Linked DNA regions of Homo sapiens: region 2 is linked to region 1. A link is a contact called in ENCODE Hi-C or POLR2A ChIA-PET data. All regions are on one chromosome and are shown on one strand. The core of a region is the stretch at or near the end of the contact, and the rest is flanking DNA. Distances in the headings are between cores, read along the strand shown.

Region 1 (3,921 bases), core at 928-3,427:
CTTATACATTCTAAAAGTCTTTAAATATGTTTTCATTTTTCTTTAGGTTATTAAAACATTATGAGATTCTGCATATAGTTGAGTCCTATACCAAACTCAAATTTGTTTACAATATTCTTTCTGTATTTGTATTTGGATATATTGTTCCAGAAACGTGCTCTTTTATATTTAAGACCCCAAATTGAAATAGTCAAAAGACTTTTTGGTTGTTGTTTATTGATGATGATAATATTTGAACATGTCCATCATTTATGGGGTAACTCTATCATGTTACAGTACATTCTTTTCCAGTGTAATCAATGGGAAATATTATTCATGTAGCTCTAATGAGCATTAAATGGCCATTCTCTATAGATAGGGTCATCACTTGTGTTCAGGAATCCTCCCATTACACCCAGGACATAATGACTTTAAAAGTCTGGTTTCTTGTGGGTCACAAACTCATTCAATCCAATTAATACAATTGAGCCCAAACAATAGTAGCTATGTTGATCCAAAATATTTTCTTCTGTTCAGCTAGCTTTGATGTGAACATATGGTTCTCCTCTCTGGCATAGATTTATCTGAAACAGTATGATTTCTCAAGTTACCTTCTAAATATCGTTACCTGTTTTCTTAAAATCTGAAATGGAGAGAAAATTACCATTCAGCAGAATACATTTGGGTGTGATTCTTGATAGTAAATTTCCATTAATAGTCTCAAAGAAAGTTGAATGTTGCTACAGGTTAATTGGAAAATAATTTTTTCAAGTTTGAAAGGTCATGATTCTATTATTTAAGAAGACTTCCTCTTAGGAATATGGCTTTAATGTATGTTAAGCTTATTTTCTCAACACCAGACCAAAAAATGGAGGCTGAGCTATCACAAAAATTTGGAAATAATTTTTAATAGCTAAGTGTAATAATATACCATTCTTTCCAAATGTTGCCTTTAGTTTCTGGCTGTCAAAACCTTAATCAAGACAATAATTCTTGGCCTGGCCATAAGTGAGATTATGAAACCCAGCAATGAGGAAACCATTAAAAAATTAATTTAGAGGAAAGTTAATTGCAGATTTAATATGGTGTTTTGCAAGTTGGTCAGCAAAATGTTTCAACATGATTAACAATATTTTTCAAGGGCTGAAAACATTAAGCCCGAGGAAATGGTTTTTCCTGTCAGCTTTTATTCTTCATATATTCATCTGAGGTTGTAAATAGACACAAATTCTTTAGTGAATTCTGTGGTTAAAAAAATATCGCCTTATCTCCATGAATAGGAGCAAGAAAAGGAAGAGACTGGAGAAAATAATTCTACTTATAAAGTCCTAAAATCTTCAGTGGTTTACTTCTCCTTGGGTTATATTTTTAATCTGCCAAGAAATTCTTCTTGTACAACACTGTCTCTCCAGTTTTCATGAGTCTCAAATCCTCCAGGATAGAAATCATTTCAAGTTTTCATTTCTCATGGCAGCACTATTTCCAGGTTGTGCTAAATGATTCATAATGATTTTTATTAACCTCTTCAATCCTCTAAGAATTACATTAACTTGAGGGATTCCTCCAAACTTGAGCACCTTCCTCACTCTCCAGCGTGGATAAGATAAGCAGTGAGTTTCCAGGTTTAAGACATGATCTAGGATCCCTTTCATTGCAAATTAGAAAGCGATGTGATAGCTATGAAAGTCATTGGATTAGGAGTGCATTCCCCTCCTCTGTGACCCTCGACACCCCCCGCCCCCCCAAAAAATAAATGAGCCGAAGCTCCCACTTACGTTCTCTGTCTTCTTAGTGCTCTGTGTCCTGTGGCCGAGGCGTACAGCAGAGGCATGTGGGCTGTCAGATCGGAACACACAAAATAGCCAGAGAGACCGAGTGCAACCCATACACCAGACCGGAGTCGGAACGCGACTGCCAAGGCCCACGGTGTCCCCTCTACACTTGGAGGGCAGAGGAATGGCAAGAAGTAAGTAGAGCCACAAAGGGGTACCTGCCAGGCATTTCACGTGTGCGCCCCTTGCTATCCTCACATCTGTTCCCTATAAAGCCAGAGAAGTCACCGAGCACGGTTACAATGCTGGCTCTTTCCCAAAAGGTTCACTGTCAGACTCGCGCATTCGCTCCAACAAGGGTGGGAGAACTTCTTGTTTTTAAGCAATTCCTACGTCTGTCTGTATTCCTGAGTGTTCCAAGTCTGGCCGCCTCAAAAAAAAAAAAAAAAACTTTAACAGGCTGTGGGCCGAATGCATTCAGATATCTTTCACAGAAGGAGGGGGAGATAGAAGGAATATTTTAAATACGTGTCTCCAGATTTGGTCATTCTGTATCTGTTTAAATAGCCGCAGGGCAGACTTTAGGTAGAACCTACTCTGTATTTTTCCTCTTTCTATGACTTTGGCTGTCAGGTAGAAGATAGGCATTCATGTGAAACCTTGATTAATTAGTGAAAGATTTCTAACATTTAAAAAAAAAAAAAAAGGATGGTATCTGAAGAAACTGCTCCGTTGATGGTCCGTGCAGAAGTGGACAGGCCTTGCTTTTTCCCTGGCTTCAAGTTAATGTTTGGTTAAGGAAAACATTGTGTCCATGGGGAAAAGTTTGGCCAGGGAGGTTTTATAGGAGGTAACCTCTGTTTCCAGAACAGAAGATTAAACTGTAGAAAAGGGGGGGAAAGAATTAGAAAGCAAAACAATATCCACTGATGTTGGCATAAAAAACAAAATGCATGCTGCTTGAGGTGCAGAGATAATGAAAAATAAGGCAGGAAATTCCCCACCATGAAGAGTTTTTCAGAACATAAAGAAAGGGTATGGTTTGGAGAACAGTTAGACTGTACCCCTGGCACTGTGCTGGGTACTTTTTGTTCATTGCTTCCCTTAATCTTTTTAACCACCAGACAAGGTGAGCATTATTATTATTATCATCATCCCATTTTGCAGGTGAAAAAACTGAGGTTCACAGAATCTGTGTCATTTGTCCAAGTGTCACATACCTAGCACCTAGCAAGTGGAAGAAGCAAGACTTCATGCTAAGCTTGTTCTCTTAAACCATTAAGAAATACTAGAACTGCATTCTTTACCCCATTGGGATTCAGCCGCCCAGCCCTGTCTTCCTCTTCCCTCGCCTCCTCATGGATTACTTCCATTGGTTGCAGTAATTTCTTTTCTTTAGGAAACTCACCCTCTCCATCTACTCAGTCTTTTTCCTGTTTTCCTTCTTTACTTTTTTATTCCCACCAGACAGTGGCAGGGAGGAATGCCTAAAGCAGTTACATTTCAGATTAACAGCTCTTGAGCCACACCAGTTATTTGGAACCCTAGAGACTATAAAATTCTACAGACTTGGTTCATATCCTAGCACTGCCACACATTAGCCAAGGGAATTAGAACAAGGATTCTTGATTTCTCTGAGCCTTGGATTATCCATTTGTAGAATGGGGATAAAATAACTTTTCAGAGTTGTTCTGAGAAAACTGGAGGTAATAGTGTTATCTATTATGGTTTGGGGATTGGCAACGTCAGATATAGAAGGAAGAGGAGACTCCCTCATCTCTCTCGCTCTCCCCCTCAGTGTGACCTCTTGATTCTCTTTTTTTCAGACCTACCATGGCCTGCTCTCTCCATCTCCCTCTTTGTGTCACGCTAAACTCAACCCTGCTCCGAGGAGCGGAAAGTAAGAGAGTGTTCAGAAATGAATCTAAGCTGACTGCTTGTGCTTTAGCCAGCTTTTGAAAATGCTAGAGCCAATCACGAAAATGCACACTCTGTTTACAATTCCTTTTGCATCCCGAAGAATGGAAAAACCTTGCCACATATGCACTGAGGAAATTCCTCTTCTCTGATCATGCACAATATGCCTAAAATTTACTTCTTTGCATGTGTCGTGCAGATGGATCTTTTTTAAACCTTACTCAAATATTCCTGTTAAACTCTGTGGAAGAAT
Region 2 (3,921 bases), core at 510-3,009, 34 kb before region 1:
CCTGCTTTGGAAGTCACATTAGGCATTTATGGAACCCCTGTAGAGGGCCTGAGGCACACCAGAAGAGAAGACACATTTCTGCCCTCCAGGTGTGTCTATAGGATGTGTACATGAAACAGCCCCACAGTGGGGAAGTTCTTGGGTTTTCCTGATTGCTTTTTGTCCTTCGTGGATGACTTGAGAATGCTTTTCAGCACATTTGTCTTAACCTTTCAACCAGCTGCTTCTGTGTCCCTAAGATGGAGATTGAGGTGGGGATTAACTTGTCGACTGATGTGTTTAGTGTTCCAGTACCTGTGCTGGCGGATCCCAGCGGCGTGTTGTTGTATGTCAGGATGAAAATGGATACACCGCAAACGACTGTGTGGAGAGAATAAAACCTGATGAGCAAAGAGCCTGTGAATCCGGCCCTTGTCCTCAGTGGGCTTATGGCAACTGGGGAGAGGTGAGAGTGAACTATCCGTCTATAAATACAGAGGAATTGTGTTAACCAAACTGTATTTATCATTCAGATTTTATTTTCAAGGAGAAGAACTAGCTCTAGTAGAAGCTTCTGGGGTGGGGATTAACTAGGAAACCTGTCTTCTTAAATTCTGGACTATTTTAAAGTGTTCCTATTACCACTAAGAGACAGTTTGGGTACACAGGTGAGGAAAATTAGGTGAGAATACAGATAAATACTGGTTTAAGTTATTTGTTCACCTCTGATGATTAAAAAATAGATGCTTTTAAAGTGATTGAAAATATGTGTTAAATCGGTCCATGGAAGTCTTGCCCTCTTCTTCATAGTTTTGGGGTGTTTGTGTTATGCCCTGTTCCCATGGCATAATGTCTCCCAACATTCCAAGTCACTAATGAAGCCAGATTGAGTAGGTGTTATAATTCCTATGAAAGATGATGTATTTTTATTGCAGAAGTGAGTAGTTAGCTGTGTTTTCTCAAATATGGAATTATTTAGCTGCTACCTTTTCAGGGTTGCCTGTGACGACTGATAGGGGACAACTGAGTATTGGAAGCTGAGAAAACCGTGTCCTGTTCTCAGCTCTGGCTCTTAAAAGTTTTGTGACCTTGGCAAATAATGTAGTATCTTTGCCAAATATTTATATCCTCATCTGTAAATAAGGATAGTAATAGCACCAACTTCTTAGTATTTATGACCATGATATGAGGTAGTATCTATCAAATGCGTAGCACATCGCCTTTAATCAATTAACTGCCACTATAATGTAGTAATAATTAATGTTAAGAATAATTATTAATAATACTGTGACTAAGTGGGGGTTTGAGCCCTTATTATACATAGGGCCTAGATGCTTATTGTTTTGTGTTTAATTAACTAAGAATATATCTCTCTATTCTTGAATCCACAGGGAGAGCACATATTTAAAGTTTGTTGAGTTGTTCTGTCTTGACTATAACATTTATCAAATAAAACACGAGAAATAACACTTTGGAGGTCCCAGTGCCAAGGGGGGGAAAAAGACAAATGAGATTGATGGGCATGTTAGTCCACATCCTTGGCTGAATGAAATCACGTGTCCACATTTCATGGTTTCAGCCATATAACCTAGTAGTCATAGGCAGTCATAACGGGATTATTGTTGACTTTCATTGACAGTTATGTCATTCTGGAGAGCTTTGTTGAAGGGAAAGAAAAGGGAATGAGGCTTTGTGACTCATGTATTGTGGATTTCCCAAAACCTCCTCGCAAAGTTCTGTCCTGTGGGGCCTGTGATTAAGCTTCTGTAATTGGATTCAAGCCAGGAGAGTACACGAACTTGCTGGGATGCTTTGCTGTCAGCACAGACCAGATCATTCCAAATTCTGTGGGAGATCTGGCCTTGACACAGCAGGGAAACCAAATGTCAGTGTTGCTGGATTTGAGCGCAGCAGCACTGTCCAAGAAATACAACGTGTTCCTGCCTCAGAAGTTTAGATCTAGCCAGGAGTCAGAACCTTATCCAGTGTTCCCACCATGCTGTTTATTCATCCAAGGGGAAAGTCATAGTTGTCCTCACATTCAGAGATACAGTAAAATAGGTTAGTGTCATAAAGGGCTATGGAGACGGAGTCAGAGAACAGCCAAGGATTGGTGACAGCTTCTTAAAATTTGCCAGAAAATAGAACCAGTTAAGTCATTGTCTCCTTTGTTTGGTATTGGGTAGTTTTTGTTTGTCTATTTTTGTTTTGTTTTGGTTTGGTTTGGTATTTCTCAAAGAATCTTTGTTGGGAGGCCGAGGTGGGAGGATCATGAGCTCAGGAGATCGAGACCATCCTGGCTAACACGGTGAAACCCCATCTCTACTAAAAATACAAAAAAATTAGCCGAGTGTGATGGCACACGCCTGTAGTCCCAGCTACTCGGGAAGCTGAGACAGGAGAATCACTTGAACCTGGGAGGCGGAGGTTGCAGTGAGCCGAGATCGTGCCACTGCATTCCAGCCTGGATGACAGAGCAAGACTCCGTCTCAAAAAAAAAGAAAGGATCTTTGTTACTTGCTAACAGATTGGACTTGATCGAGTTAATTAACCTCCCTTCACCTTAATTGCTTCATATATAAGATGGGGCAAATAATTACACTCCTCTTGATTAGATAATATATGCAAAAGTCCTCAGTGCAAGTTAAGAGAAAGCACTTAATAACTAATACCTGCCATTAAAGTAGGAGAGTCTTGGTCTGTTTTACGTATCACTATTGGTAATTCACCTTGGTTCCATCTGTCAGAGGCTTACCTTGCCCAATGCCATAATTGAGTTTGGCTAAGAAATTAGGGAGAAAGGAAATTTGTCATTGGCCTTTCAGACAAAATAACTGCAGCCTTCCTTTTCCTTCTTCCAGTGCACTAAGCTGTGTGGTGGAGGCATAAGAACAAGACTGGTGGTCTGTCAGCGGTCCAACGGTGAACGGTTTCCAGATTTGAGCTGTGAAATTCTTGATAAACCTCCCGATCGTGAGCAGTGTAACACACATGCTTGTCCACACGACGCTGCATGGAGTACTGGCCCTTGGAGCTCGGTACGGCCCTAACTATTCATGTTTGTTAACCAAACTATCTAATTCCAAGGTATTCTGGGGCACTCCTCTGTGGCAGATAATTGTCACACTTACAAGGGCATCCCAGAAACTCTGCTATAAATAGTCTATTATTTTCTCCATATTGGCACATAATAGAATTAACTTTTTATGATATTGCCAAAGTGACTTTAAAGAATAAGTGTACCTCATACAGGACCTGGTGCCAAGAAGTAGCTGCCTTTTCTTAGCCTAAATACACACACACACACACACACACACACACACACACACACACATCATACACACACACATACATAGTGATTTTAACAGACAACTCAATAGCACACATTCTTTCCTTTTCTAAGCTGTAGTAGTTTTGACTTTTTGGGAAAGATACCTGCTTACTGAGGCCAAAGCAATTTTTCTTCAGTGACTGTAATTTGCCTGTGTGACTCGGGTACAGCTCTGAACATAATTTTTACAAAGTCTGTGCCCACAAAATAGACTAAAATCATTTAAAAATGCAAAAGACCAAAAATGGAACAGGTGACCTGGTGCCTTTTAGGGTGTCGGAAATGTTCTCTCTCTTGCACAGAGATAGGAAGCCCGTTTGGGACCATTTTTTGCTTTGGTCCTAGTCTTCCTTTGCTATCTGCTTAGCCAGCAGCTGACATGGTGAGACAGGTTTGCCACTGTAAATATGATGCAAACTTCTGGGGCAGCTCTTGGCAAACAGAAGCATCAGCTGTGTCAAAACAATACTTTGGCTGAGTTGTGCCCATAAGCTGTGGAGCCGTTAGGGCTGTTTCATGTAAATAGAGGAAAAATGGTCCTGTAAATACATTAATTGCACTGAAGCTGAATTTAGTATTGTATTAAGTCATATCCAGAATGTTTTTTTACC

The links. Hi-C counts contacts between places; a loop is a spot of excess contacts on that map. ChIA-PET counts read pairs that join two places held with the same protein, here RNA polymerase II (POLR2A). Pooled maps may share reads with other maps.
Region 2: a pooled map of ovary shows a loop between it and region 1 (2.0-fold over the local background). The contact joins the enhancer-like site here to the promoter of ADAMTS9-AS1 in region 1. A Hi-C loop is called at or near these places in 2 of 168 maps with a recorded cell type or tissue (Caco-2 and testis), 1 of 37 single-sample maps with no recorded cell type and 4 of 50 pooled maps. POLR2A ChIA-PET finds 5 or more read pairs at or near these places in 1 of 52 experiments (Caco-2).

The regions. Positions count from the first base shown.
Region 1 is chr3:64,559,602-64,563,522 of GRCh38, reverse strand. It overlaps ADAMTS9-AS1 (ADAMTS9 antisense RNA 1), which reads right to left and starts at 2,177. Exons shown (of 2, transcript NR_110151.1): 1 at 1,755-2,177. ADAMTS9 (ADAM metallopeptidase with thrombospondin type 1 motif 9) reads left to right here. Exons shown (of 40, transcript NM_182920.2): 30 at 1,772-1,945.
Region 2 is chr3:64,593,354-64,597,274 of GRCh38, reverse strand. It overlaps ADAMTS9 (ADAM metallopeptidase with thrombospondin type 1 motif 9), which reads left to right. Exons shown (of 40, transcript NM_182920.2): 27 at 284-445; 28 at 2,841-3,017. Among named protein-coding and RNA genes, the nearest start is that of ADAMTS9-AS1, 34 kb to the right of the region's middle. RefSeq lists an enhancer at 1-328. Within about 2 kb of position 1,759, at least 9 of the 41 ENCODE cell types and tissues checked have a DNase peak (open chromatin) inside an H3K27ac peak, as active enhancers do.